Linked DNA regions of Mus musculus: region 2 is linked to region 1. The links are chromatin loops, found by intact Hi-C in ENCODE. Cell type or tissue: left cerebral cortex. All regions are shown on one strand. Each heading gives the region's core, and the rest is flanking DNA. Links, peaks and the distances in the headings are about the cores only. Region 1 holds the start of Depdc7 (DEP domain containing 7). Region 2 overlaps Tcp11l1 (t-complex 11 like 1).

Region 1 (15,915 bases), core at 2,692-10,691:
AGCTCATACCAGGATAACCAGGTTTGACTACAGATCCCCCAGTGCTGCGCAGGATCTATCCTATCACCCATTAAGACCGGAAAAGCATGCTAGCCAAATAAAACGGACTTTCTGTAATTTCTAGACAGAATTCAAGAAACCAGAGAGTGCACAATGACTGTTTCTCAGGCTAGCGAGCAGTCGCAGCTGAAGCTTCAGATTGTCCTACAGCCTCGCTAGCATAGAAGCTGGACAACTCCTGAAAAGTCTACATCTTGAAGCCAGGGGCTGTGACTATCTTTAATCCTGGCCCCCAGTGGGCAGAGGAAGAGGCAGGCCAATCCAGTGCAGCCAAAGCTACAGTGAGACCCTCTCTCAAAAATCAAATCAATAAAATCAGAATAAATAAACTCTTCATCTTGAAGCTATTTTCCATTTGGTCAATGGTGTTCTAAAATACCAGGACTGTGTGAAGAGCACTGACTATTCTTCCAGAGGACTTGGGTTTGCAAGTAGCAACTACATGGCCACTTACAACTATAAATCCAATTCCAGGGGAGGGACCCGACACTCCAATTTCCACACATACATGATGCAGACTTACGTGCACGTAAAACAACCATGCATATAAAATAAAAATTAATTTAAAAATTTAAATTATCTAAGAATCTAAAACTAAGCTACAGTAGGTCTGGTCAAAAGATTTCATCTCTGTATCTTGGTTCTTTTACCAACCACTATAGCAGTTGAATAATATAGTTAAGCTTGTTCTCAGGTCTACACTGCTAATTATAAGAATTTAAAGACTGAAATTGTTCTTGCTTCCCTGAGAAACAAACACATTGAATATCAAACAGAATGATGGATCTATAGGAAAGAAAACATGGGGACACATTAAACCTAGAGCTCTTAACATTATGGTCTCCTTTTTTTTGTTCAGTTTTTGTTGTTGTTGGGTTGTTGTTGTTGTTTTTAATGACACTGCCTTATGACCCAGTTTGGTCTCAAACTTGCTATTGTAGCTGCAGCAAGTTTGAATTCATGACCCTATTACCTCTACCTCCTGCGTGAAATGCAGGCAAAAACTACCATGCCTGTGTTGCATATCCTCCTAAATGATACATTAAACCTATTCTACTAAACATCTTTTATTTGCTTGAAAACAATAGTTTGAAGAGCAAAAATCACTTTTCATAAAAAAAAAGTTTATTAACAATAAGTTACATTTTCTTTTCTTTTTTCTTTTTGGTTTTCGAGACAGGGTTTCTCTGGATAGCCTTGGCTGTCCCGGAACTCACTCTGTAGATCAGGCTGGCCTTGAACTCAGAAATCCGCCTGTCTCTGCCTCCCAAGTGTTAGATTTAATCCCAACACTGCCTGGCAAGTTACATTTTCAAGAGAATTCCAACCTTTAGTCATTTATTTGAAATACTGATCATTGCCATTTTTAATGATACATAATGATGTTATGTATAAGTTACTAACCAATAATTCCTTTAAAGCCAACTCATAAATCAGCCACGGTAGGACATTACATTTACTCAGATTACAAGGGACACTCAGGATCAACCTTGAAAACAGCAGTTCACCCTTACTGAGAGAGCCTAGTCAGGGGAAGCCGCTCTAACCATGCAAGTGCCTACAGGTACATCAGCATGCATTCTGTAGCCAGGCTGTGACAGAGGGGTAGCATGCACACATGACTCCTGAAAACATGCTACTTCGCTCATTTGCTCTTGAAATGGTCTCACCACGCAGCTCTGGCTGGCCTGAAACTCCCCATGTAGACCAGCCTGGTCTTTAGTGTACAGAGATCTACCTTTAATCCCTTGACCTTTCAAGTCCTGGGATTAAAGGTATGTGTTACCAAGCATGAAATGATTATTTTCATTCTAGAGCTTTGGACTGAAAATTTAAAAAGTCATTGAAATAACTAATTTTTCTCCTATAAAACTTTAAGAAATAGAGTTAGTACATCGTTTTCAAGTTTCTGTACAGTTACAGAGTTCAAATAACTTAGCCGCTTTATGAGCCATCTCAATATTGCTTTAACACAGGTTAATGAACATTTGTTACTTGTAGATTATTGCTAACTACTAGAAAAACATTTGTAAAGGTTAACCCAATGGTTTGCTGTGGATCATTTTACATCCTCATCAGATCTGTCAGGGGACATGTTTTATTTATCAATGGGAAGGAAGGGGCTACTGACATCTAGAAATGCTAAAAGTCCCACAATGCACAGCATGGCTCCCACAACAGAGAAGTGTCCACAGTGCCTAGGTTAGGAAAGCTTGGGTGGATGAAATACTGTTCAGGGTGGGAGTGTGTGCTAAGGCATGCAGACTCAAGCAGCGTGGACTCGGGAATTCCGCCGTCCTGGGTTTCACTCTTGGATCCCACCCTTCATTAAAAAAATCCAACTTTTGGCAAACTACCTAACTCTACTGTTGGAATCACATGCTAATGTGGCTAACCGTGTACAACAATAAGCAAAGTCCAGCTCAAACCAGGGAAAAAACTATCAGTATCTAGAGGAAGCCCAGGAGACATGACAACTTATAGAACAGAGGACCTTTCTTTTTTTTTTGGGGGGGGGGGGTTGGGGTTTTTTTGGTTTTTCGAGACAGGGTTTCTCTGTGTAGCCCTGGCTGTCCTGGAGCTCACTTTGTAGACCAGGCTGGCCTCGAACTCAGAAATCCGCCTGCCTCCCGAGTGCTGGGATTAAAGGCGTGCGCCACCATGCCCGGCTTCTTTTTTTTTTTTTTTTTTTTAAAGACAAAGTCTCACTATGTAGTCCTGACCAGTCTTGATTTTAAGACATCCATCTGCCTCTGCCTCCCTAGTGCTAAGAATAAAAGCACACCTCACCATTAAGTCATTTAGGATTTAAGAGAATTTTATTTAAGGGACAGATTACAGTTCGCTGAACATGGTCTCAGCACACTCAGGAGGCTGAGGTAAAGCAATGTCCAATGTGACGTAAGCTTGAGCCACAGCAGAAAATCCTGTCCTCATTCATGAACAAACAGTTGGAGGACTGGAGATGGCTCAGAAGTTAAGAACACTTGCTGCTCAGAGGACCTGAGTCCAGGTGCCAGCATCCACATTTGGCAGCTCACAACCACCTGGTCAGATCCAGAAATGATGACACCCTCTTCTGGTCTCTGTAGCCATCTACTCTCATGTGGCACACAAACTTCCACATACACATAAATAGTTCTTATAAGCCACCACCCTTCCCAAAACATAAAAAACCCTGGGGGTATAGTTCAGTGAAAGAACACTTGCCAGGTATGTATAAAGTTTTATTTTTATCTTTTCAGGTTCATTCCATCATTTTATGTGTGTAAGTGTTTGTCAAAATGTATGTCTGTGCACCATATGTATGCCTGGTGCTTACAAAGGCCAGAAGAGGAGGTTGGAACCCCTGGAGCTGGACTTACAGAAAGTTGCAACCCTTTATGGGGGTGCTAAGAGTCTAACCTAAGTCCTCTGGAAGAGAAGCCAGTGCTCTTAACTACTGAATCATCTCTGCAGTCTCTTGACAGCAGTTCCAAAGCCGTTACTCAGGCTGGAGAGAGCTGCTCAGTGGTTAAGAGCACTTGCTGCTCCTGTAGAGGGGCCAGTTTCAGTTCCTGGCACCCACATGATGGGTAACTCCAGGGGACCCTATAATTCTTCTGTTCTCCTTGGGCACCAGGCACACACATGGTGTACATATATACATGCAGGCAAAACACTTACACATGTACTAAATGAAATCAATTAATCTATAAAAATGACTCAGAGAAATGTTTAGTAGGCAATAGCTGAAACTTCGTGAGAGCAGTAAATGTCACTGAGGTTATGTCACAGCTCGGTAGCTGAGGCCAAGTGGGAAACTTTCCGACATGACAGAAACAGATACTGCATCTCTTCCTGGATATTGCCTTTGACAGTCCAAAGTTTGCTTTCCTATCTGGCACTAGAGAAAGGCTGACTCTGAGGTGCCTCCATAAAGGCTGGCTGTAGGTATAAGTCTCTCCTGACAAGAACAATATTAACATTTGCTAAGAGAAACATCTACAAAAGTAGGCATTGCGCCCTCCCCTGCTTTAATTCCGCGATTAGTGAGAAAGCATATGGGAAGTATTCTGAGCTCCTTGGAAAAGTGACACCAGCAAATTCAAAGACTTAGGTTACAGTATAAAGGGATAACGAGATAGCCAACCACTTTCTTGTTGGTCTGTATTAAGACAGGTGTCTTAAGTTCTGGCAGAAGACTAGCACAAACCCCCTTTTCCTCATAAATCAGGTTCCGGCTTGTGTTTATAGCCATTGAAAGAGTTACTAATCCCTGGAAAAAGGGACGTACAAAGCTGCTTGCCAGAGCACACAGACAGGGAATGGCAAGGAACCAACCCCCAGGCTCCCATTACCTCCATCAGAAGGACTGTGACAAAGCAGCGCAGGGTGGAAGAGGAGTAAATAAACAATTAGCAAATCGGAATCCCAGCTGCAAAGAGCAGCTGGAGCCCACAGCAGCCCCCTCAGCAGCCCCCTCAGCAGCCCCCTCAGCCCTGGGTGCCTGATGCTGAGGACAGTAAGTGAGCGGTCTTTTCCTTCAGTGAGAATCTGCTAGCCACACAGGTCAAACCTTCCCACAGTGAGTCAGCTAGCTACCCAGTTTTAAAATGCATTCCCTCTCACCACCTAAAAACCTGTTCACAAATGTCCAGAGCCCAGAACTGACATTTCAGCTGTTAGGAAAGACCTTCCGAGTTAAAGTAGGTGAATTTGGGAATCCCATTTACCAGAGAGAGCCTAAAGCTATCAACAATTTCCAGTGCCATGTCAAGTGATAAAGTGATCAGAGCCTGTTAGGTGAGAGCAGTAAGTGGTCAGATCTTGTTTGCTGGGGTTTTTTTTGTTTTGTTTTGTTTTTTGAGACAGTCTCATTTTTTAACTGTTTGGTTTGGAACTTTCTGTGTAGAGCTGACTTGGAACTCAGAGGCCTTACCTCTCTCTGCCTCCCCAGTGTAGGACTGAGGGCTTACACCTCTACAGCTGGACTATAGGCCGCTTTTATAATCTGTACCGAGAAAGCAGTTCTCTAGCAAAATTCATCATTAAGATCTTGGAGATTATGTGGAGCATTGATTAGTAAAGTCAGTCAAACACAATAGCTGGGACCACTGAGATACACTTTTCTGACCTAGGGGAAGGAATCACTGTTTCCGCAAGTTGGCATTTTACAAATGAAAAGCTTTGGTAGAGAGCCAATTTCTCCAGCTCTCTATCCCGCAGTTCCAGAAAGGGGGAAAGGTGGCACCTTATCCAAACAAATCCAAATATCTCCTTATTTGCAGAATTAAGAGTCAGAATTTTAGAACGGATTATCGGATTCGGGTCAAAGATCTTACACCCGCCCTCAATGATTCAATACATTTGTCTCCCAAAGTCATGTAACTATCAGATCAGGGGTTGGGGGGGGGTGATGGGGGCTTCACTGAAACATTGCTTGTAGCGAAAGTGTTAAATTTACACAATATTACTTCATCTCCTGAGTCTGGGAGCCACCGACCTCTGATCCCACCATGCAGTCAAGAGTTCGTTCTCCAGACGCTGGCCAGGAAACTATTCAAAATTCCGCGCGTGTCACAAGTCAGGCTGTGGAGCCTAACCCCCACTGCGAGCGAAGTTTGGTAAAGTTCCTAAAACGCCGAGCTCTGGCTGCGGCGGGGTCCGTGGCCCGTGGCCCGTGGCCGGCTGCCCACCCAGGAGGAGAAAGCGGATCCTCGCGGCCGCGCAGCCCGCGGAGCGCACCGCCCGCCCACAGCCCGCGCCCGCCCCACGCTGCCGCGGCCCTCCGACCCACCCGGAGGTCTCTGTGCAGGGCTGTGCAGAGCCGACAGGTTCAGCGCCGCCGCCTTCTCTCGAACCGTGGCCATGTCAGCGGCGGGCTGGACTCCGTGCCCGCGCCGCCGCTGCTGCCGCTGCTCCACAGACTGCGCGCCCGCGCCGAAGCCTCGGGTTAACTCCCGGGGAGCGGGGCTCCCGGCGGGCTCCGCCCCTGGCGATCACGTGTTTCACAGACTGGCTCCAAGCCTCTGCGCTCCAAAACGCCCCAGGCAGCTCCAGGCGGGCGGTGTCCAGGTAGAAAGTACTTAGGCATGGCTTTTCCAGTGCTAGTCGGTACTAGCCCGGGGCTAGACCCGCTGAGTCCCAAGGTGTCCCTCCAGGATCTGCCCTCGCTCCAACCGGAGTCTTATTGCTCCAGGTCTCAGTGCTTTCTGCTCTCACCTGCTAGTATTAGGACCAGGTTGGCTGGGCTTTTAATGAGAATTACCTGAACCGACATTTAGCAATTCGTATTTGGACCATAAATGCTCCCAAGTGTGTCAGGATAATAAATACTTGGAGTTTTTTTCCTTCCTGTCCCTCTAAAGAACAAACAAAACCTTATCTAGCCTAGGAGAGCAATGTCTAGAGGTCAGAGGACCGCAACAACAAAGATCATGGGGCTTCCTGCCAAGGAAATCTGTGTTGATTCTAAATTAACCCTGGGTCTGGTGAGCACCGGGAAGGGGAGCATGGAAGAACAAACTGGAGGGGGAAGGAGAGAGGGTTGCTGCTGGGAGCGCTTCAGTTTCTTGGGTAATTGAGGTAGAGAAACCAGGGACCCAGTGCTGGGTTAAGTCGGCAAGGTTGAATGATGTTGGAGATCATTAACCTAGCTGACGGATGCATGACCGTCCCCTCCCTTCTTCTTTTGAATAAAGTCAGGGTCTTTCTATATACCCTGGCGGTCCTAGAATTTGCTCTGTAGAATAGGCTAGCCACGAACTCGAAAATCTCTGGCTACCTCTATCTCCTGAGTGGGAATAAAGGCATTTGTTCGCAACTGTTGCCCTTTCTATAGATTTCTACCTCTTTTGGGGGGTGTTGTGTTTTATAAAAAAGAAGGAAGGGATATGCTTGGTGGAGGCGTGGTATGTTGTGGTAGAATGGTTCCTCTGCAGGCCCATGCTGAGGTATCCGTTCCCCCTGAGATACCAGTCACACAAGGAGTATAGTATAGAATAGAGTTTGGGGAGGAGTTAAGAGGGTAAGGGAGAGAGAGGGGAGGGGAGGGGAGGGGAGGGGAGGGAGGGGAGGGGAGGGGAGGGGAGGGACAGAGAGGGAAGAGTGTAAGATGGTAGGTAAGAGAGTGAGGAGGCGTCAAGCAGCCCCTTTTACAGTGAGTCAGGCAGGCATACCTGGCTGTTGCCAGGTAACTATGGGGCAGGGCCTAGAAGAAACGCTAACTGGGGGGCGGGGGCTAGAGAGACGATTCAGCAGGTACAGCTCTTGCTTTACTAGCAAAGGATCAGAGTTCAGTTCCCAGTACCCATGTGCCTGCTCACAACCACTGGTCTGTAACCCCAACTCCAGGGTTTCTGATGCCCTCTTCTGGCCTCTGCAGACTCCGAACTTGGGTCTTCATGGTCATAGTAACATAGTTCTTATAACCATTGACATTTCACCATCCTGGAAAATAAATTTGACAAATACTAACATTGGATCTTTTGAAAAAAGGCAGGTTTGCGTAGTGATCATTTTTGGCATTTTATGTATGACTGAGGCATTTTTCAAGAGTTTGTGCTGTGTTTGTCTAGTCTAGTTAGAATACTGGCATTTTCTATCTACATTGAGTATACCCAGGGAGACCTAACCCTCTTCCCACCTTCTTCACTACACAGATTTTCCCATTTGTTGTGCTTATTAAACACATTATTATTCACTTATATATTTTGTGTTGAAGTAGGGTTTTGCTGTATAACCTATGGTGGATTGTAACTAATTATATGTGTAGCTCAAGCTAGCTTCAACCTTATGACATTGCTGCTGCCTCAGCCTCCCAAGTGCTGGGATTACAGGCCTACACCACCACCACTACCCAGGCCCCATTTGTATAGCTAATCTAATCATTTCGGCACACATATATCCTAATTCCTACCAAACTGGAAAATCAGCCAGGCAAGTGAGCATATTTGAACCTCTCATCTGTGTAGTCTCAGGAATGGAGTGGATGCTTTGGTTATTCTAGTAAAAATATAAAGCTCTAAAAGAAATCACCTTTGGGCTGGGGATGTATGTAGTTTGTTGTTAGGATAATTGTCTACTATGCATAAGACCCTTCTCCACAGGGGACACCCCCACACACACATGCCAGCACACCAGCTTCATAATTTTAAAAAATTTGTTTAGGAACAACCAAAAAAATCTTAAATTTCTCTTGTAACTAACAAGTGTCACAGACAGTAAGTTTCTTCTTTCTCCACTCCTTTTTAATTCAATGCACAGCTATACAGCCTTTGGCCTATTTTGCTCTGTTCTTTTTTCTTTCTGTACTATAAAAATATTGGCATCATGCACCCAGACTGTTACTATTGCACATTAGTTTTTGTTTGGAGGTTTGTCTTGTGTCTCCCCCCAAAACCTTCCCTCACCCCACATGTAGCTCAGGCTAGCTCCACATGTAACTCAGGCTAGCCTTGAACTTGAGGTCCCTAGCCTCCCAAGTGCTAGGATTACAGGCACATTCCACCAGGGCTTCGCATGAACAGTGTTTTTATTCCTTGTACAAAATGCTTGAAAATCACTTTCATCATTAGCTATTTCTAGCTGTGGGAAAGACATGTCTAGCCTATGGGAAGAACTTCACTTGATGTAAAGTGGTCTAAGAACAAGTCCAAACCAGTCAAGAGGTAGGAAACAGAGCAGAAAGTTTATGATTCATTCATCTATTCTGTTCTGGCACAGTGTGTATGTGTGTGTGTGTGTGTGTGTGTGTGTGAGAGAGAGAGAGAGAGAGAGAGAGAGAGAGAGAGAGAGAGAGAGAGAGAGAGAAATCTCCTGTTCCTGTTTTCTGCAGCAGTGTAAAACAGTGATGCTTGGGGCAGCCTTTTGTAGTTTTTGTTCATCTGGTTTAGAGCTAGGGCATCAATTAACCCTGGGAGTCACATGTTCACAATTCCTATACCACTGAGCCACACCTCTAGCTTCAGACAGGTTTTATTATCATGTCCTTTTCTATTTAAAGGTGTTTTTTTAAAAAATATTTTTATTAGGTATTTTCCTCATTTACATTTCCAATGCTATCCCAATATTTAAAGGTTTTCTAATTTTATTTTATTTTATTTGTTTATTTGAAACAGGGTCTCACAATGTTGTTCTGATTGGCTAGGACCTTTTTTTGTTTGGTTGTTTTGTTTTGTTTTGTTTTTTTCGAGACAGGGTTTCTCTGTGTAGCCATGGCTGTCCTGGAACTCACTCTGTAGACCAGCCTGGCCTCGAACTCAGAGATCCACCTACCGCTGCCTCCCAAGTGCTGGGGTTAAAGTCTGCTTTAAACTTAGGTTTAAAAAAAGGTCCGCTGCCCCGCGGACCTTTCTAAGTAGACCAGGTTAGCCATGAACTCACCGAGATCTGCTTGCCTCTCTCTGTCTGCTGAGAGTGTTGGGGTCTGGGCGCAAGCAATCCTCCTGCCTCAGTCTCCCGACTAGCTGGGACTACAGATGCTGAACAAAGGCATTCATAAGATCCAGCCATAGGTAAGCCTGTAGGACTTAATTAGTGATGTGGGAGGGCCCCGCCCACTGTGGGTGGTGCCATCTCTGGGAGGGTGGTTCTAGATTTTGTACAAAAGCAGGTTGAGCCGGCCAGTAAGCAGCACCTTCACAGCGCCTGCATCAGCTCTGGTTGGTGCCTGCCTTGTTTTCTCATGGGTGGTGGGCGGTAAGATGAAAATAAGTCCTTCCTCCTCGAGTTGCTTTTGGTCAGTGTTTCATCACAGCAATAGAAACCCGAACTAAGACAAGCTCCCTTTTTTTTTTTTCTCTCCCCCAGACAGAAAAATAGGCTCTGAGAGATGATTCAGTAATAAGAGCACTGGCTCATCTTCCAGAGGATCAGGGTTCAATTCCCAGTATCTACACGGCAGCTCACACGCATCTATAACTCCAGTTCCAGGGTTTCTGACACCCTCAGACAGACATACAAGCAGGCAAAACACCCATACACATGAAATAATAAAAATTAAAAAAAAATTCTATCATATCACATTCTCACTTCATCCCCACCTCCCTCCCCACCCAGTCTTGTATGTGTTTGAGTGCACACTCTTGTGGGTTCACTTGCTCTCTGTCAGTCTCATGAATCCATCAAGCCCAGTTTGTATCGGCACAGGGTTTGCCCTAGAGTGCAGCTCATATACCAGGGGTCCCATCTTTAAAGAAATCTGACTCTCCTTCTCCCAGCAGTTACCTAAAACCAATAGCTCCAGCCTGGCTGTGATGGTTCACACCTTTAACCCCAGCCCTCAGCAGGCAAATCTCTGAGTTTGAAGACAGCCTGGAGCGCTAGGGGTGGGGGTTGTGAAGGTGTTGGAGAGATAGCTCAGTGGTTAAGAGCACTGACTGCTCTTCCAAAGGTCCTGGGTTCAAATCCCAGCAACCACATGGTGGCTCACAACCATCTGTAATGAGATCTGATCCCCTCTTCTGGGGTGTCTGAAGACAGCTATAGTGTACTTACATATAATAAGTAAATAAGTTTTTTCTTTTTTTTTAAAGAAGAGGAAGACAGCCTGGTCTACAGAGATTCAGGACAGCCCAGTCTACACAGAGAAACCCTGCCTGGAAAAACAAAGAAACCCCAACCCAAACAAACTCCTGAGTTAGGAGTGGGACTTTGTGCCCACCTTCCTTCCTCTTTTTGTTTTTGTTTTTTGTTTGTTTTGTTTTGTTTTGACTTGAGTTTGGGCAGATTTGATGCCTGCTGTCACAATCACTGATTTCATATGTGTACCTGCCCTGTTGTGTCTGGAAAACACTGGTTTTTGGTTGGTTGATTGGGTTTTGTTTTGTTGTTTGTTTGTCATCTATGTGTCAATATTTTCTTTGTCCACTTACCTATCAGTGTACATTTCAACTGGTCTTGTTTGTTTATTTGAATTCATATTTATTTATTTATTTATTTATTTATTTTTTGAGACAGGATTTCTCTGTATAGCCCTAGCTGTCCTGGAACTCACTCTGTAGACCAGGCTGGCCTCGAACTCAGAAATCCGCCTGCCTCTGCCTCTCAAGTGCTGGGATTAAAGCGTGCACCACCACGCCCAGCAAATTTATTTATTATTATATCTAAGTACACTGTAGCTGTCTTTAGATACACCAGAAGACCTTTCATTATGGATGGTTGTGAGCCACCATGTGGTTGCTGGGATTTGAACTCAGGACCTTCAGAAGAGCAGTCAGTGCTCTTAATATCTGAGCCATCTCTTCAGCCCCAGTTTTATTTGTTTGTGAAAAGGTTTCTCTGTGTATCCCTGGCTGCCCTGGAACTCACTCTGTAGACCAGGCTGGCCTCAAAATCGGAGATCTGCCTGCCCCCTCCAAGTGCTGGGATTAAAGGTGTGTGCCACCACTGCCCAGATCAAAATCATCTTTTGAAACAACTGTTTAACTCAGCAGCAGTTATGAGTACCTACTACTTTCCCAGACAACCTGAGTTCAGTGTCTAGCACAATGACAACCCACAACTCCTAACTCCAGGTCCAGGAGATCTGATACCTTAGACTTTCTAGGGCACCTGTATCTATATTTGCATACAATCACACACAAACACTCCCACATATACTTAATAAATGATAAGAAATATACCTAACCAGCTGGACAGTGGTGGCTCACTCCTACAAACCCAGCACTAAGGAGGCAGAGCCAGGCAGCTCTCTGAGTTCAAGGCCAGTTTGGTCTACAAAGTAAGTTCTAGGGCAGCCAGGACTCTACAGGGAAATCCTGTCTCAGTTGAGGTTGGGGAGGAGGGAGATAATTTCTAACCTTTTTGAAAGGAACCGACTTTCATGCAACAATAGTGGAGAGAATTGAGCCTGAAGACACAAGAAGAGAACCGTGGTGTTGGGGCAAGAGGCAACTAACTGACGGAGGAGATTCAGGATACAGCCAGTTAGCTAGGCAGTGTCTAGAACAGAACCCTGGGAAGAGGCCTCCCCGGGGTTGGAACAAAGGTCAAACATTGACTTCAAAAACTTCCCTTAAATGAACCTTGATTTGCTTAGTTTGTAGGAAAACTGACTCTGGGTGTCACTGATCAAGATGATAGAACAACACGCCATTGACTAGGGGAGTTGGTCACACAGGTGTGAGGACACAGAGAAGCACAGCCTCTGCTTCTCCAGCAGAGCTGGACTGGAGAGCTTCAGTTGAAAGGCAGGCAGGCAGTCTTGTGAGATTCCTAGTGGAATCTCCTTCCCTACCTGGGAAAGGAGTCAGGCCACAGGTGGTCTTTAAGTGAGTGTTGTTGCTATTCTAACATCTTTTTATTTGTATGGTTTTTAAGTGCCTCTCTGTGTGTGTGTGTGTGTGTGTGTGTGTGTATACACTTTCGTGAGTGTGGGAGGGGATGGTGTTTGTTCATGTATGTGGGTGTCTGTGGACACTAGAGTCCTTTCATCCCTTGGAGCTGGAGTTACAGCCATTGTGAGCCTCTTGACACGAGTACTAAACTCAGACCTTCTGCAAACAGCAGGATAAACTCTTAACTCCTGCTCAATTTTTGGTTTTGTTGTTTTGTTTTTTGTTTGTTTGTTTTGAGACAGAGTTTCTCTGTGTAGCCCTGGCTGTCCTGGAACTCACTTTGTAGACCATGCTGGCCTCGAACTCAGATATTCACCTGCCTCTGCCTCTCGAGTGCTGGGATTAAAGGCATGCACCTCCACTGCCTGGCTATTAGGATGATTTAAAAAAGCAATTATATGATATGTGTAGAGTTATGTAGAAGCAAAGCTTTACTGTGCTAAGGAACTAACTCCAAATGATAAACCAATAACCACAGGACTGCACTGTTAGGATCCTCACATTAGGGGAGGCAGTACGTATCACATTACAACAAAAAAGGCAGAAAGGGACTAGAGCTATCTGAGGTGATATTTCCATATGTAAATAGGCTCATAAGTCCAAAGCAGGCTCTGGTAAGATTATATGTAGTAAATTCTATAGCAACTGACCAAAACAAAAATTATAGTGAAAATAAAGAATTTAAAGGCTATATTAGAAAATATTTACTGGGCAGGCGTGGTGGTGCACGCCTCTGATCCCAGCACTTAGGAGGCAGAGGCAGGTGGATCTATGAGTTCGAGGCCAGTCTGGACTACAGAGTGAGTTCCAGAACAGCCAGGGCTATACAGAGAAACCCTGTCTCGAAAAAACAAAAACAAAACAAAAGAAAGAAAGGAAGAAAGGAAGAAAGGAAGAAAGAAAGAAAGAAAGAAAGAAAGAAAGAAAGAAAGAAAGAAAGAAAGAAAGAAAGAAAGGGAAAGGAAAAGAAAATATTTACTGAGCTGGATAGGTGGCTCAGCAGTGACTGTTCTTCCAGAGGTCCCGAGTTCAATTCCTAGCAACCACATGGTGGCTCACAGCCATCAGTAATGGGATCTGGTATCATTTACATAAAATTTTTTAAAAATTAAAAAGAAAAGAAAATATTTACTAGCCAAGTATGGTGGCAGGTGCCTTTAATCTCAGCACTCGGGAGGCAGAAAGAGACAGATCTCTGTTGGTTCAAGGCCAGCCTGATCTACATAATGAGTACCAGGATAGTCAGAGCTATGTAGCGAGAGCCTGTCTGAAAACACAAAGAAAAAAATAAATATTTACGTAGTTAGACTTGGTGAAACACAGTTGTAATCCCATCATGGAAGAACCTGAGGAAGAAGGATTGATAGCATGAGTTCAGGTCCAGTCTGGTCTGCAGGGAGACTATCTCAACAAACAAAAAGTAAACAAATAAATAAAAGAATAGAAATGCCAAACTCGAGCTGATCACCTGCTGTCCTTGCGGAGGACTAGGTTCTAGTCCAAGCACTTGTGAGGTGGCTCACACAGTTTGTAAGTCTCGTTTCAAGGGATTTGGCACCCTCTTCTGGCCTCTATAGGCACTAGATGTCTATGGTGCACAGACATACATGGAGGAAAAATATCCATAAAAATAAATATATTTGGTAGGAGTATAAGCAAGTGATACATGCTTGCAATGCACAAGGTCCTGGGGGTTCAAATCACAGCACCAATAAATGCATGAGTTTATTGAAACTAAAAGCACAAAAAATGCACCATGCAAATAGCAACTACAAGAAAGTTGGGAGGAAGAGCAGTGCTGCTAGCACACACCTTTAATCCCTGCACGCAGGAAGCAGAGACAGGCAGATCTGTGACTTTGAGGCCAGCCTGGTCTACAGAGATGCAATAACAGTCAAAGGTACATAGAAACCTTGACTCAAAAACAAAACCCAACCAAATAAAAAAGCCCACATTGAAGAAAACTGGGATGGCATACAAATACAAGAAGAAACTTTCAGAGGCAGGCTAGGAGGCTCATTACACTTGTAGTCTCAGCACTTGAGAGGCTCAAATGCCAAATTTGAGGGTAATCTGGTCTACATAATAAGATTCAGAGCAGCGTAGCCTACCTGATCTCAAAATAAATAAATTAATAAATAAATAAATAATAAAAAGGGAGGGAGATATTCACATTCAAATCAGCAACCTTCAAGAAGCTATCACCTGCGCGTGCTGGAGAAAAAGGCTCAGTGGCTAAGAGGCCATATTGTTCTTGAAGAGGACCCAAGTTCAGTTCCCAGCACCCATATCAGGTAGCTCAGAACTGCCTGTAACTCTAGCTCCAGGGGATCCTCATATGCATTTATATTCGCGTGTGCGCGCGCGCACACACACAGAGATATATAAAAGCAGCTGTCATTCATACTGGGGTGGAGTGGCTGATTAGGGTCTTTCAATGCTCCTGTAACAAGCCAGATCAACTCTGCTAACAAAGCTGGACTTGCATGGAACCACACTTTGGTTTGTCATCATACTCTTTCTTCAGTGAACACACTTGTTTACATCTCCCCAGCAGTTCTGAAGGCTGGAAGCACAGGTTTGAAGCATTGGCTGGTGTGGTTTCTCCTGCCTCTCCACAGTTTGCAGAAGGCTGCCTTTATACACCTTTGCTGTTTCTCCTTGGTGGGTGTGGCAGCATGCAACTTTAATTCTAGCAGCGAGGTGACTCTGTGAGCTCGAGGCTAGCCTGGCATACATGGATGGTATGAAACAAGAACAAAGCTACTACCATTACTATGGGATTTGGTATCCTCTCTTATGTCATCTTTTTTTGTTTTTTTTTTTTTTGTTTTTTGGTTTTTTTTCGAGACAGGGTTTCTCTGTGTAGCCCTGGCTGTCCTGGAACTCACTTTGTAGACCAGGTTGGCCTCGAACTCAGAAATTCGCCTGCCCCTGCCTCCCAAGTGCTGGGATTAAAGGCGTGCACCACCACTGCCCAGCTCCTTATGTCATCTTAATCACCTCTTTAGAGGCCATCTTTCCAAATGGACTCTCAGGCCTGTAATATGTGGATAGAACTGGAGGACATATTAAGCAAGATATTGCGTTCTCATGAGGAGTTTGTGTGTGTGCATATGTGGTCATGAATGGGATGAGGGAAGAGATCTTTAAAGAGGGCAGGGAAGGGTGATGGAATTTGTGTGATGTGAAACACAAGGCAAGAGTATTTGAAAAGAGGACTAGTGAAGGAGCGGTAGGAGATGAGGAAGAGCAGAGGGTTAAGGGGATGAATAAGTTCAGATTACACACACACACACACACACACACACACCCTTGTATGCTACTTTAAAAACATAAGATGTAGGGGTACAGAGATGGCTCAGTGGTTAAGATCACAGGCTGCTTCAGTGTCAGTCCTCAGTACCTACATACATGTCAGCTTACAACTCTAACTCCAGTTTTGGGGGATCCAGAGCATCCTTGGGTACCAGGCAGAAAGCACACATACACACATGCAGACAAATCCCCATATACATCCTTAAAAAAAAAAAAA
Region 2 (15,915 bases), core at 3,113-11,112, 58 kb before region 1:
TGCATAATTAGTAGCTAAAACAAAGAGGGGAAATAATATGATTTCTTTTGTGTGCCTGGCCCTTTAAAGGATCCCCCGCTAGTCAACTGCTCTCTGGGAATGCTTACCTGTTAGAACTGCTTGGCTGTTAGTGTTGGTGTCCTCCTGTACTTCTGGGAACAGAAGAGGATATAAAAAGCCAGCAAAGGCTGGGAAGGAGTCCAGGAGACAGGAGTAGGATTGGAGAGAGAGAATGGGAGTAGAGGGAAAGAGAAAGATCACAGAAGACAGGTGATGCAGAAGAGAGAAGACTGAGTAGGGCTGGAGAGGAGGGTGAGTCGGAGAAGCTGCTCCTAGCCAGAGAAGATACCGTTTGGAGAAAGAACCCACACAGATCCCACACAAAGTAGCAAAAATAAACAAAAGCTACAGTAGACCATTAAAGACATGGGCAGTGCCTGAGGATGAACTGATAAGGGATATGACCCATATTGGTTCTAATGTACAGCATGTTGATAGGTCAAGCTCTAGCTAGTGGTCTCCAATAATCAAAATGCCCTGTGCTTCAACTGTGGTAAATACGGTCATTTGCAGAGACTGTGACCAAACCAAAAGCCTCAGATCTCATAATGGCCAGTCCATTAACTTTGAGAAATACAGTACTTTGCACTGGGAAGCAGAGCGAGCAGTTTCTAGGGGCAATGGTTTTCTTAAATCTCAAGCAGAAAGAAGGCCTACACGTCCCAGGGTGTATAAGCAAGGTGGCAAAAGCTGCCACAGGGTTCAGAAATGCAGATCCAAAAGAGATATCCAAGGTGGGAATATTCTTACAGTTGGGAAAGGGCCTTTGGGGTCTGGCAGCAGAAATGACAAGCCATCTCAGCTAAGGGGCAGCATGCTGAGCAAAGAAACCTCCACTAGGCATTAGATGTTCACTAAGCAGTACTGTAGGCAGTGCTGCTCTAGAAAAGGCCACAGGCAAACCTCTCACTCTCCTGAAAAACTCAAGTGTTACATAGCAACTACTGGAGTTTACGGTCCTTTGCCATCAGGAACGGTAGAGAGGGTCTTGCAAAGGCGAGGTTTGACCTCCCAAAGATTCATTGTGCATCCAGGAATTATAGATCAGATTTCAAAATAGAAGTTAAAATTCCAGCCTATGTGAAAAGAGATACAATTTAACACAGGTGACAGGACGCTCTGCTGTTAGTTTCCCTACATCAAAGACTATTCCAGTACAATGAACAGGAGGGTTTGGAAGTCCTGGAAAATATATGTTCTGGCAAACAGCTGTTAATGATCAGAAGCCAAAATTAAAATGGCAATTAAATGATATTGAAATAGAAGGTTTGGTGGACACAGGAGCTAATAAAACTATCATTTCATAAAAATCCTGGCACTCAGAATGGCCACTTCAAAAGGTTTAAACCCAGTTTCTAAGAATTGGAAAGTTATCTCACGAAAGTTAAGTCTATAACCGTGGTGTTTGGAATTCTGGGAACTTTTCAGAAGGTATATAAACACTGGGGCACCAAGAGGCAGGGTGGGTGGCTGCTGGTCATTAAAGGAAGATGGAGAACGGTTGTGGTCTGTTAGTAGCCACAGTCAAAAGAAAACAAAAGAAAGATTAAATTTAGGGGCCCGCCCAATCCTTATTTTTCTCCTCTCTAGTGTTAGGGGGAGAAGCGGAGGGGAGGATAAAGGGTGGGAAATAGAAGAACCCACAAAGTAGCAAAGACCAGCTATGGCATGTCCCCGTGCCTGGCTTCATCAGCTTTAACTGCCACAGTCAAGGCTCAGGAATACTGCTGTAGAAAGAACAGCGTTTCTATTTCGTTTTGTGAGACGGGGTTTCTCTGTGTATCCCTAGCTGGCCTGGAACTCCTCCTTCTATTGACCAAACTGGTCTAGAACTCAGAGATTCACCTCCCTCTGCCTTCCAAGTACTGGGACTAAAGGTGTGCACCACCACACCTGAGTTTAAGTTGGAATCTCTGGTTCCTAAGCTGCTCCTGAGCTCCTGGGCACAAACAATTCTTCTACCTTTTAAAACGGAAGCTCCAGGGGCTTATGGCTTCTTAATACAGGTGTGTGTGTGTGTGTGTGTGTGTGTGTACATCCTTTGTTGTTTAGATGCGGGAGATCAACCCCGGGGCCTCGTGCAGGCTAGGCGATCACTGGCCACTGTACTACATACAAGTTGACAAAACAAGCTTTTAAAAATCAAGTTCTATCCATTGGGTATGGTGGCAGAGGCCTGTAACCCTAGCGTTTGTAAGGCAGAGGCAGGAGGATTGGAAGTCTGGGACAGCCTGTTTTACATAAGCAAGTTCCATACCAGCCAGGGGAGTATATATAGAGATGCTGTTTCAGTAATAATAGAAGATAAATTATTAAGTAACTCTGCTGTAGACTAAAGGGCTCTGGAACACTGTTAGGCCAGACCCAGGAAGCAATCAATGGGTAGAGTGGGCAGGAGCCGGTTAGGACCCTGTAAGGCTATAGACAGCCCTGCCATAAAGCACCCACAGGAAGAGTAGTGCGAGGGAGGCTGTAAACGGGACAAGAGGACAAATCTTGGCTTATGATGCGGGCACAGAGCATCTGAGAAAGAATGACTTTTGAGAGACAACTGTCTCGGGTTTCTTGGGAGAAGCGGCTCCTCCAATCTGAGGAGGCAGAGGCTGAGACAGAGGCAGCCAACTGTTGAAGGCTCTGAGCTCCTACTCAAGAGAACCAAAGCTCCTTAGGTTTGTAAACTTGCACTCATACATACGGTCCTCAAAACAGAATCCAGTGCATCCTTCAGTCCCGTGGAATCAGCGCTATTAATCAGGAATGTACCGTAGGCCGCCATTCTCCGAAGCCCGGCACAGCACTGCGAGGGCGAGCGAGCGGGGTCTCAGGAGATGAGAGCTGCTGTGGCAGCTGCGCGCCTCAGGAGCGGAGGAGGAGCTTACTAAGGATTGCATCGTAGTAGGGACAGAACACCATCTTGTTATAGTTGACCAGGCGCACAAATTTCACAGCAACTTCTTCCAGCTCTTTCTGAATGGGACCCAATCCCCCAGGCACAGTAGGCAGGGGCTTCTGATGACCAGAGGCAAGGTATGTCTCCAAGAAGGTGAAAATGCGGGACTCTGTGGCGAAAGGGAAGAGTAATCAGGGTTGTCTCTTCAGGGTGACTTTATTCATGTCTGGTTAGGTTTCAGTTAAGGGAGTCATCTCTTTCTCGGGGAAGTCTTTCCTCGTCACCCCCCAGATCAGATCGGTACAACTTTGCACTTCTGAGGGGAAGAACACATACGTGCACACAAGGAGTCTGCGGCAGCATGCTCTGCTCTAAAGAGGATCATGCCACTGAGGCCACACTGGCCACTGCCACAGGGCACACATGCACAGAGAAAGAAAATAAAAGCAAGAACAAGTTCAAATGTGGGGGCGGGGCTGGAGACACGGCTCAGCCTTAAGAACACTGGACTACAGACACACACACACACACACACATACACAATACATGCCTTTCATCCCAGCAGAGATAGATGGATCTCCATGAGTTCAAGACCAGCCAGACCTACATAGAGCCCTCGTCTCAATAAATACATAAAATCTTAGAAAGAAAATGTTCAAAAAAGTAAAGAGGGTTAAATATACAGCTCTGTGGTGGAGTGAATGACCCTGGATTTAATTTCCAGAACTTAAAATATTAGAAGGGAAGAGAAGGGGAAAAAAGGAGGGATGGAAGGAAGATGAACCTTGTCCCGCTAACTTCTACTGTCTGTCATGACTGAACACAGGCTTCCTTCTTTGATGTTCACAATGGGAGACCACAGAAGTCATCTGTGGTCTTGTTCGACTTAAGAGGAACAATTCTGGTTGATACCTTTCAGCTTTGCCTCTCTCAAGTACAAACAAAAGAACCCACAACACAAACACTCTGACAGCTGAGTCCTACACGTCTCCATTCCTAAGGGATCTGGTTCTCCTGAAGTTCCTAGAGCTGGAAACTCCCCAGGATCAGAGTTCTGTGTCATTCCCACCTAGGACTGCTGTCTGTAACTACGACAAAGCCAGACAGTGGGGCCGCACACTCAGGAGGCAGAGGCAGGTCAGATCTCTGAGTTCGAGGCCAGCCTGGTCTACAGAGTTCCAGGACAGGTAGGGCTACACACTGAAACCCTGTCTCAAAAACCAAAACAAGACAATGGGACAAACACGGAGGCTTCGGGCGCTCAAAGGCCTTCCCTGGGAGATAGAAATCTCTGATTCAAAGAAGCCGCTTCCTCCTCCTCAGCGACCCCAGGCTGAGCTGTGGCTAATGCAGGGCTGGGTAAGGCAGGCTTCGAAAAACTGTCTTAATTTTTAAAAAATCCACAGTATTCATTTTATATAAAATGACATAGTAACAAGGATCTGAGTTAAGGCCTGTGACACTAGAGGCAGAGCCTTTGAGATAAGGATGGGTTCTGGTCCTTGCCTGTCCTTCTGGGCAGCCTCACCACACTCTCCTAACCCAGCAGCCCTCAAAACCCACTCGCACTCCATCAAACCCTCTGGGAGTCTATTGCTGCTGTGGTCACTGGCTGGTTTAAGGCAAGGTTTCACTATAGGTCTCAGGCTTGCCTGGAACTTACTATGTAGACCAGGCTGGCCTCAAACTCACAGAGATCCGCTTGCTTCTCTCTCCTGACTGCTGGTTAGATTGTACTGCATGCCTAGCTCTGTTTTCCTTTGAGGGCCTGCCCTCCAGCCCTCTGTTCTAATCACTGCATCTTTACTGTTGCTTACACAAGCTAAAGTCATCTTGGAAGAGGAACCTCAATTGAGAAAATGCCTGTGTCAGATGGAGACAGGTTTGTGGGATATTTGCTCTTCTTTCTTTTCTTTCTTTTTCTTTTCCGAGGGAGGGTTTCTCTGTAGAGTCTTGGCTGTTGTGGGGCCTCCTGCCTCTGCTTCCCAGGTGCTGGGATTAAAGGTGTGTTAATTATTGAGATAGGACATCCCAGCTAACTTGAGTGGTGTCACCCTGGAAGGTGACTTGGGCTATATAAGAAAGCCGGCTGAGCAAGCCATGGAGAGCAAGCCAATAAGCAGCATTCCTCCGTGGCTTCTTCTGCTCCAGCTCCTGCCTCGAATTCCTCAGTGACAGAGTATGACCTGACAACTCTAAGATGAAACAAATCCCCCCCCCCCAAGTTGCTTTTGGTCATCGTATTTCACTACAGCAATAGGAAGTAAATAAGACACCCTCCAAGAGAATGTCCCTTCAACGTACCCATGATCCTGCGAATGGGGTCCTCGGGACTGGCGAGGGCCTGAATCTGGCCCTTGAGCACGGTCTCCTTAGCAACGGAGAATGGGGAGGAGCCACACAGGGAGAGGCAGCTGCTCACCTCCAGGCACACCTTCTCGCCAATGGAAGCCAGGGCGTCCTCCAGATGGAAGGAACTAGAACAGAGAGGGGAAAGAGGAGCAGGAGACCAAGGGATGCAACCCTGGCCCTGTCGTGACAAGGATGACAGCGTGTGGGACCTGTGGCTCCCTTCCCTGCTCCCTCATCTCCTAGGCTGTGATCCTTTTTAATCATACCAAAGTGGTTGCTCTCTGCTGTGGGCGGGGTCTCATAGAACCCAGGCTGGTCTAGAACTTGTACTTTACAGCGGAGGAAAACTGTCAACTTCAGATGCTCCTGCCTCTATTTCCCAAGATTAGACCTGTGAGCTACGATGTCGGGTTTTACAGTGCTCTGAGCATGTTAGGCACATGCAGTAGGCATGCACTCTCCCAACAGAGCTACATCCCAAGCTTCAAAGCACAAAGCTCATGCCATCAGTGAATCAGAGCTGGCTTCTAACAACCAACAGAGGAAACACAGGAACCAGAAACTGGGTAGCCGTGGGACAGGACAGGGAAGCCCTATTCATCAAATGCTCTTCTGTATCTTGATTTTTTTTTTTTTAACCATGCTGGAGATCAAGCCCCAGGCTCATATATAGTAAGCACATTGCCAGCTGAGGCATATCCCCAACCTCTGCAGCTGTTTTGGTTGGTTTGGTTTTTTGAGACAGAAGACAGCTAAGGCTAGCTGTGGATTTCTGTTTTTCCTTTCAGGCGCTAGAGCAACTGACTGTCCTGGGGCCAAGGTCTACGTTCCACTGGATTCTCTAAGGTCATGGTATTTACTGCTAGTTGAACAACTCAGTAGGTGCAAGTCAGTGGGGTGACTGGTTAGTAAATAAGATTAAGTTAGAAAACAGGTTAAACATAGGACAAGTTCTACCTCGGGAGGTGTCTACTTCAGTCTATCTGTGTTAGAATGTTCTGGTCACAGCCACGTTGCTCATTGTGGGCTCTGAGCCTTTCAGACATTTGAAAACCACAGCCCTAGAGCCTTGTAAAATCCACAGTTCCCTGTAGCTTGAACATGATAGCCATAAATAAACTTCAGGTAGGCAAAGTCTTCTCTAATCTCCTAGTGGCCTCACACTGGGAAACTCCCACTGTACACTACAAGTCCATCCACTCTAGGGTCCCAGCCACTTACGGCAGATGCATGTCCGTTAGCAGAGTCTTCACCATCATCTTGAGCTTCTCGGCAAAGTCGGCATGCCCAGAAATTCCCGGTGCAGCGGTACTGAACGTGACCAGCAGCACGGCTCCCAGGACGGCCAGCTGCTCCAGCTGGAGCTGGAGCTCTTGGAAACGAGACTGGTCCATCAAAACTGTCTGCAATGAACACACGCGGCACTGCTGAGCAGAAATTCAAGATGGCCAGCAGAGGGCAGCAGAGCCGCACCTCCGCCTGCTCTGTGGTACCCTTTCAGATGTCCTGCATGCCTTTCAGAGCTAGAAGAGCACCACATGTTAGCTCAGGCAGGTCTGGCGATAAACCCAACCCTTCACAGGACTATGACCTCAGGCAAGTGCCTTTACTGTCTGAGACTATACAAAAAGGGACAGCCCTTTTTACAGCGCCTTGAAAGATGAAGAAACCCCCAGCAGGGGAGCAGCTGAAAGCCACTACTCCATCAGTAGGAGGGGAGGTACAGTAGCAGGAAGGGAAGGGAAAGAAGATGAAGCTAGGGTGCCCAATGCCTTCCTATGTGTCCAGAACTAACTGTCCCAGACTTGAAAGGGAAACATCCAAGTCCTGAGGTGACCCCATTTTTATCCCCCACAAATCAGGAAATCACCTATGCTGATAGATGGGAGAATCTTGAAGCAGAGCCTACGGCTATTCATCCTCATATCCATAGCACAAAGGAGCCCCAAGAACTCCAAGAGCTCCAAGGTGGGCACCCCTCCACCCACCCACAAATACACTCAGAAAGCTGAGACAGGAGGATTGCTATGAGTCTAAAGCCAGCCTGAGATACAAAGTGAGGCTGTCTCAGAACAAACAAAAACAATAACCAACTCAGGTATGTAAATAAAGAGAACAGTCAGAAATGACAAATTGAGCAGAACTCATAACCACATAAAAGCCACCTGAAAGTGGACTTCGTCTCATGTTAAAGAACCCAAGCCTTCCCTACAGAGACACTAGTGTTAAAGGACCCAGGCCTTCCCTACAGAGACACTAGTGTTAAAGGACCCAGGTCCCACCCTACCTGACTATCCCTAGCTACCAGAGGAGATGAGGGAAAAGCAGCAAGGTCAAAAAGGTGTTGATTCAGTTCAGAGGTTTTTGGTTGTTTTCTTTGGGGGGTGGGTAGGCTTGGGGGCTGGATCTCACCACATCGCTGTGGCTGTCCTGGAACTCACTCTGTAGACTAGGCTGGCGGCAAACTCAAAGAAATCCACCTGCCTCTGCCTTCAGAGCACTGGGGTTATAAGTGTGCACTACAATGCCTGGCCCAGATCTGAGTTTTCACAGGTTAATCAGACAAGCTCTAAGAACCTCTTTGCTGGGGTCTGGAGAGATGGCTTAACAGTTAAAAATACCAACTATTCTTCCAGAGGTCCTGAATTCAATTCCCAGCAACTACATGGTGGCTCACAAATATAATGGGATCTGATGCCCTCTTCTGGTGTGTCTGAAGAGAGTGACAGTGTACTCACATACATAAAATAAATAAAACTAAAAGAAAAAAGAAGAGCGAGAGAAGAAAGACAGACAGACAGACAGAATGAATGAACCTGCTTTGCTGTAAGAAGATAACAGGGATGTGGTCTATGTTGTAATCCTGAAATGTTGAGGCAGGAGGATCAACAAGAGTTTGGGAATGGGCTATAGTGTTGAAAACAATAACCAGATAACGGAGTCAGAGCCCGGACTCCTTAGGAGGTTAAACCTCCCTGAAGACTGAGGTTTCTTCATTAACAGCTTCCATTTATCTCACTGCTCACAAAGGCATGATATCAGTTAGCGTGGCAAGACTTGACTTCAGGATGCAGAAGACTGCCAATAACAGACATGCAGTCCCAGTAAAAACCACCATCTTCCCATTGTAAGAGAAGTGTCAGGTCGAGAACTTCCCTCCAGAAGATCTCATGCCACTACCCAGTGTCACAATTTCTAACAAGCCAACACCACCTTTAGGTCCCCTTTAGTACCAACAGGGAACTCAGGCAAGAAGGGAAGCTTACAGCTCTTGAAAGGAAACACAGGGGCCATGACAGAGACGTTTACAGAAGCTGCAGGTCTGAAGCTGAAAAAAGGAACAAGTGCTCTCAAAGAAGACAGAGGAAGCCACACACCAGCTTAGTTTCTGCCAGAGAAGTGGGGAACCCCTCATTAGTCATCCTCTTGAATGGTTCCTGCAGCTAGACCTGCTTAGGATAATGCTCACCGTGGGAGTGGCAGAAGTTTCTGGAGAGCAAGCTGTGAAACAAAACCAGGGTTTTTTGTTTGCTTGTTTGTTTGTTTTTATGGTTTTTTATTTTATTTATTTATTTATTTATTTATTTATTTATTTTTGGTTTTTTGTTTTTGTTTTTTCGAGACAGGATTTCTCTGTCTGAACTATCTCCAGAACTCACTTTGTAGACCAGGTTGGCCTTGAACTCAGAAATTAAGGATGTGCAACACCCATACACATCTTTTCTTTAAAAAAAAAATCATGACAAATTGAATAAAAACAGTGTACTCATATACATTAAATAATCTTAAAAAACAAACAAACAACAAACAATAAGAACTATCCAGAACAGACAAATATGGAAAGCAGAACTGAAAGGAGGAGAAAAGTCCGCTGGCTAACGATGCTGCCAGGGGGACTGTATAAGTCTGAAAATATACCAGAAAGCACGGAGTGACACATGCTAAGGAGGAAAGGACAGGCAGATCTCCACAAGTTCAAGACTACCCAGGAATGCATAGCAAGCTCCAGGACAGCCAAGGGTACATGGAAAACCCCTGTCTCAAAAACACAAAGGGAGGAGAACAAGAGAGAATGATGTGGGAATGGAAAAGAAGGACCACATTGCATATTTTCTCATATGTAGAATGTACACATATGTGCTAGAACAATAAGAGTCTTTAAAAAAAACAACAACAAAAAACCAACTGTGCCCCTTGAGACAGCGTGTGAATGGCTAAGGTGCCCACAGCACCTACCTCAGGGAAAGGTCTCTGGAAGTGGTCCCATTTCAGAAGCTTCAGGTAGGCGAAATTCTGGACAGAAACAGGGGTCAGGAGTGGGGCATCCCCAGAGCCAGCAGCGCCTCCCCCAGCTGGCAGGGCATGTTTGTACTTCTGACTCAAAAGGTCATTTGTGGCCTCTTCCAGCCACTGTGTGGCAAAGTCCAGGGAGTCTGGAAAACAGGGCTACACTCATCACCCTGACATTTGCAGGGACACTTCTTGGAATTACCTTAATGAAGAGAGTTTCTCCAGTGAAATTCAAGGTAGAGAATGAACTTTGAAACCCACAGACTGAATCCAAATCACCATATTGCTTTTCGATAGCTTCGTGACCTCAGACAAATCTCAACAGAAGATTCCTGTCATAAAGAAATGCATGACACCTGCCTCACGGCTGACATTGCGAGAACCTGGCCTGGCCTGGCCTGCTTCCTTCCTACCTACTCTTTTCTCTAGTAGTGAGCACATTCGAGGTGGCTGGAAGACCAGATTGACTGCAGCTCGGAGGGATGCTAAAAGTTCTGGCTCACAGACAAACAGGACAAGACACCAGCTGGAGTCCCTTTGTTTAGCAAAGCATTTACACCGAGGGCTAGCCTTGTTTCTGGTGTGACTCACGCAGTGGGAGCATGTCAACGGGGCCCTCAGATGGCTTTCAGTGGCCTTTATGTCCCCTCTGCTTTCCTTAGTAACACATAGGTACCTATCAGAACACCAGTGTCCTCCACATTCTGAGTAGAAAGTGCTCCTTGAGAGAGGTGCAGCCCTGGTGGAAGCTCCTTCAAACCAAGCAGGAGCTGGGGTTTCAGCCACTGTCAGCTCCTCCCTGGTGCTGCACCTCTGTTCTCCTCACAAAGTTCTCAATTTGGTCCTGACTGCTGATATACAGCCTTCTAGAGACAGGCTTTCTCTGTGGCATTCAGGCTTTGGAAACCTTGGAGAGGTGGACAAGTGACTGTGATGTCTCTAGGTAGGCTCCTACGCAGCAACGATTCTTTCAGGGCAGCTGAGCTTCTGGCACCTGACTCTGCCACGCTCTTTAGCCTAGAAGACCGTGACCCCAGACAAACTGAAATGTGTCAGCCAATCTTCGCCCACTACTTCTACTCTCCCCTCTTTCCATTCCTCCCAGCCCCAAGCTTCCATATAAGGCTGCAGGAATTAACTTCCTTCCATGGCCACTGAGTTAACCAACCTGGTCAGGCAACAAGATCTATTCAGACTGCCATTCCCATCTCATCAGCAAAGCTATGCTACCTGAAATGCACCACCGCATGGCACCTGGAAGCAGCCTACAAACACAGCTATACTAGACTCAGTCAGTTGTTTACCTGAAGTCACGCGAGGCTTGTAAAAATGAAATTTTCTTCCCAGCACTTGGGGAAGCAAAGACAGAAAGACTGTCATAGTTTAAGGCCAGCCTGGATTTCACAATGAACACCAGGCCACCTGGGCTGCAGAACAAGACCTGGTCTCAAAAACAAAACAAAAGCTGGGTATGGTGGTGCAAGCCTTAATCCTGCCACGGGAAAGGCAATGTGCACTCTACCCAGAGCTGTAAGTATTTTGAGACCCTGACACAGAAACAAACACAAAAAAACAACCAACCAACCAACCAAACAAACAAAAAACCCCACTAACCATACACCACCACCAAGCTGTGAAAGCTGCCCTTTCCTGGTTGTGAATTCTGAGTTATGAATAAGGAAAGAGGCAAAGTGACACTCCCTGCCGTTCCGATCAGCAGGAGAAAAGCTAATTAACAGAGATTTGTCATCAAGGACAAAAATCAAGACCTGAAATATAATTTAGCTGAAACTGATGTTTTCCTTTGGGAAAACAAAAAATTTAATCTAGTAATTTTCATTTTTTCCATTTTTACTCTCAGGTCCTACCCACATAGCTCTTGTCAGCTGAGTTTACTCCTCGTTATTTTGTTTTTGATGATTAACAGCATCCCGGGCTTTTCCTTCCTCAAAGCACACTACCTCCATCCATTCTCGCCCTGGGCTCCAAACAGTCACTGGCTTTTATGAAACGTGTACAAGACAAAAGCTGACTGATGAAAAATGCCAACAGAGCTACTCACTCGGCTGCCTCTCCAGCACTTCCTGAAACTTCCTCCTCTCATACTCGACTGACTGCTGCATGAGGTGCGGCCTAATGCTACTGATGGCGAAGTTGGCCATGTCAACTTTCATTAGGTCCAACACAGAAAATATTGCCCTGAAAAAGAGAGAAAATGTTTAGAAGCAGGCAGTCATGATGCCTTTAAAGGAAAATACTTTTAAAGTCATAATACTTTAAAGGAAACAAGATACGTGTTTCATCTTAGAAGGGGCAGCAAAAGAAATCTGGGAAATCATGAGAAAAAAATGGATTAAGAAAATGAATTTAGGGGACTGGAGAGATGGCTCAGCGGTTAAAAGCACTTCCTGCTCTTCCAGAGGACCTGTGCTGGCTAGGATGCTCAGCCTCTGTATCAGTTCCTCTTTCTAGGTTCCTGCCCTCGCTGCTTTTGATAATGAACTATGGAACTGTGAATAAAAGAACTCTTTGCAGGCTGGCGAGATGGCTCAGAGGGTAAGAGCATTGGCTGCTCTTCTGAAGGTCCTGAGTTCAATTCCCAAAAACCACATGGTGGCTCACAACCACCAGTAATGGGACCTGATGCCCTCTTCTGGTGTGTCTGAAGATAGCTACAATGTACTTACATATAACAATAAATAAATCTTTAAAAAACAAAAACAAAAACCCTATTTCCCCCAAGTTGTTTTTGGTCATGGTGTCTCACCACAGCAATAGGAACCCTAAGACAAAGTGGTACTAGAATCATGGGTCATCGCTGTGACAGACCTGACGATGTTGTTTGGAGAGGATTGTGGAAGGACTTTGGAACTTTGGGCTAGAAAAGCTCAGTGAGATTTTCTGTGGAACCTTGGAATCTGTTGAGAGCAGTGCAGATGATGCAGGCCCGGCATGTGAAGTTCCAGAGGGAAGTTGGAGAGTCACTTAAAGACACTATCAAGGCTGTTTGCTATTTCGGGTTGACAATCTGTGGTTCTTAGGTTAGCTAGGGGTGAAGAGTCAGCTGTGATTTACAAGAGACCAGAAACACTTCAGTAAAACCTTTGCATTACTGGGACAACTGATGCTGGCTTGCTGAAGCTAAGCAATTTGTAGTGATTAAGAAACCAGCCTCACTAAGGTGAAATCTTCTGGAAGTGTTTCAACAGTCAGTATACAGAAGCTGTGTTCCAGAGGTGGCCAACACTGTCCCTCATACTAGCAGCTGAATTTGGGACTGTGTAAGAGTCGCCAGGTTGACCTCATTTTGAAGGTATGAAGGGATCAGGGAAAGCAACTGAGGCTTGGCACCTTGAGAAGCCAGGAGAGGCCATTGGTAAAGGTGGAGCCACAACAGCAGAAGAAGCCCCAGCATTGAAGGAGTCATGAGGAAAGTTGAGGCTTTGCACCATGATGAGAACCCAGGAGAGGCTATTGGTTAAAGTACATCCTAGTTGCAGAGGACCCCAGCATTTTGGAGATGCCAATACCATGGAACAACCTCCAAGAATAGCAGCAGCCATGTGGAGTGGAAGCCTGAACCTAGAAGACATGCTCTGTGTATTGCATAGGGCAGATGTCCCAGGCTCTTTGGAGGAGCCCAAAATATCAGGAGTGAATCCCAGACACTGGACATTGAGAGATTTACACAGTTGTAGTTTGGTTTTGCTTCGATCTGTTTGTGACTATGCCCTGGCTCTTCCTTCTTGAAATAAAATATTTAATTTAATTACTATTTTTATAAAAGCCAACAGTTGAGAGACTGAGTTTTTGAAAGAGATTTTGGGATTTTAGAGACTGAATATTTTAAAGAGACTGAACTTTTAGTGTGATTGAATTTATAAAGACCATGGGACTTTTAAAGTTATTTATGATTTATATTGTGATATTAATATTACTGTGCCATCTTGGAGCTAAATGATAAAGAAAAGGTTCTAAATGAAAAGCGTTATGTTTGTGTGTCAAGTTGGCAAGGGGTCAGTTGTGCTGGCTAGTTTTATGTCAATTTGACACAAGCTAGAACATCAAAGGCGAGACCTCAGTTCAGTTCCCAGCACCTATGTTGGGTAGCTCTCTGGCCTCCTCTGGCATCAGCACTCTCATGGGCATACACAGACAGACAGGCAGACAGACAGACAGACAACAAAAATAAAATCACTTCTAAAAAGTACAACAAATTTGGAACACAAACTCTTAACTAATGGCTTGAAAGAGTACAAAATTTTAAGGTGCTTTTTAAACATCCTAATCTTGCCACTGCCTTTCCAGCCTAGAATTTGTTCCTTGGCTCTAGGCCAGCCCTCCTGACAGGCAGCCTGAGGAAGGACAGAGATCTCGACAGACACTGAAGCTCTTTCATGTTCATGCTTACATAGGTCAATTCATTTTCTAAGCAAAGAATAAAAACAGGCTACGTGAGGGGGCTCATACATATAATCCCAGCACTGTGAAGACAGAGGCAGGAGGATCTCTGTAAGTCCCAGACCAGTATGGTCTACAAGTGACATTCCAGAACAGCCAGAAGTGCACAGAGACTTTTGTTTGTTCCAAACAAAACCAAGCCAAACCTAACTTCCTCCTTTCTTCCTCCCTCTCATCCCAGTTTCTGTTTTAAGCGTTACTTTGTGCTCTGGTTCAGTGGCATAACTGCTAGCTCACATTCTGTTCCCAAAGGACAAGCCCCAACCTGCTACTGAGATTGCCTTCCACCCTGTCTCCTACACCATGACTCTGGACTACTAAGTGCCCACCTGCAGGAGGTAGTTAAGAACTTGAGGTTCAGGTGTAGATGTGGCCCCGCATAAAAGCAGGGCTAGGATCAAATGTGCTCTCAGGTCCATGGCCCTTTAGAACCACAGCCTTCACACGGGGTCACGGGGTCACGGGGTTCTGCTTCCCCCGAGATTCTGTCCAGCTCACAGATCCTGAGAGGCACGCCATCTCTACTGCAAACACTCCTTCTAGTTCTCTAGGATTACCTGCAGGGAAACAGAGGCATCCGAACCTACTCATGTGGGGGGGTTGGGGGGGCACTGATTTAGAGAAACCCTAAACATGCTCACAGGGTGATTTCAAAAGCCCAGATCTCCCCACTTCTCTTTATAAAAGTCAACAGACTGGACGACTTAAGTCATCGCAGACACAAACAGCTGGAACTAAGAAGCACTTCTCTCTCTTCCTTATTTTACGTATTCATTCAATCCAGCCATACTTAAATGACTATTTTATGTGCATTGGTATTTAGCCTGCATGTATGTCTGTGTGAGGGGGTCAGATCCCCTGAACTGGAGTTACAGACAGTTGTGAACTGCTATGTGGTTGCTGGGAATTGAACCTGGGTCCTCTGGAGAAGCAGCCTACACGCTTAACCACTAAGCCATCTCTGTAGCCCTTATTCATTCTCTCTTTTTTTAAGACAGTATCTTACTGTGGGCCCCCAAAATAGATTTGAAATCAAGATCCAACCTTAGTCTTTTAGTGCTACAAAAACAGTGGCAGTTAGTGACAAAATTCTAACATTTCTGTGTTTTAGATGTTTGTTTTAGAAACACTTTTGGAATGACTGAGTTCCTAGGCTTCATGAAATGTAAATCTGCAGCCAGGCAGTGGTGGCGCAGGCAGTGGTGGCACACGCCTTTAATCCCAGCACTTGGGAGGCAGAGGCAGGCGGATTTGAGTTCAAGGCCAGCCTGGTCTACAGTGAGTTCCAGGACAACAAGGGCTACACAGAGAAACCCTGTCTTGAAAAACAAAACAAAAAAACAAAAACAAAAACAAAAACAAAAAAAAGTAAATCTGCAATGGGTTTTCTTTTCTTTCTTTCTTTCTTTTTTTTTTTTTTTTTTTTTTTTCTGTGAGGAGCCGCCCTCACATTTGCCATTATAAGATGGCACTGACAGCTGTGTTCTAAGTGGTAAACATAGTTTGCACACATGCAGGGGCAGTTTTCCCACCATGTGTTCTGCCTTTCCCGTGATGACAACTGGGCCGATGGGCTGCAGCCAATCAGGGAGTAATACGTCCTAGGTGGAGGATAATTCTCCTTAAAAAGGGATGGGGTTTCGCCATTTGCTTGCTTGCTCTCTTGCACTCTGGCTCCTGAAGATGTAAGCAATAAAGCTTTGCCGCAGAAGATTCTGGTTTGTTGCGTCTTTCCTGGCCGGTCGTGAGAACGCGTCTAATAACAATTGGTGCTGAAACCCGGGAAAAGAAACATCTTCAGGCAAGAGCGAAGACCCCCTGCTACAGGGAGGATTCAGAACTGCATAACGGGGAAGAAGGGG

What was found. Peaks named below come from ENCODE experiments on the same cell type or tissue, not always from the same donor. Only the 100,000 strongest peaks of a DNase experiment are listed, where the experiment ranks them.
Region 2: it touches region 1 in a loop (2.5-fold over the local background); 28 of 42 quality-filtered maps call a loop at or near these places.

What each region holds. Positions count from the first base shown.
Region 1 is chr2:104,736,843-104,752,757 of GRCm38, forward strand. It overlaps Depdc7 (DEP domain containing 7), which reads right to left and starts at 6,015. Exons shown (of 9, transcript NM_144804.2): 1 at 5,840-6,015. The coding sequence starts at 5,912. In left cerebral cortex, for the core only: no CTCF peak of the experiment used is centred there; DNase peaks (open chromatin) are centred at 6,016 and 9,687; H3K4me3 peaks cover 1,263 bases.
Region 2 is chr2:104,678,840-104,694,754 of GRCm38, forward strand. Tcp11l1 (t-complex 11 like 1) reads right to left here. Exons shown (of 10, transcript NM_177190.5): 6 at 11,655-11,791; 7 at 9,539-9,735; 8 at 6,524-6,705; 9 at 5,255-5,427; 10 at 1,141-3,119. The coding sequence ends at 2,917. Among named protein-coding and RNA genes, the nearest start is that of Gm6306, 24 kb to the right of the region's middle. In left cerebral cortex, for the core only: a CTCF peak has its summit at 6,754 (motif pointing right); DNase peaks (open chromatin) are centred at 6,747, 8,635 and 10,102.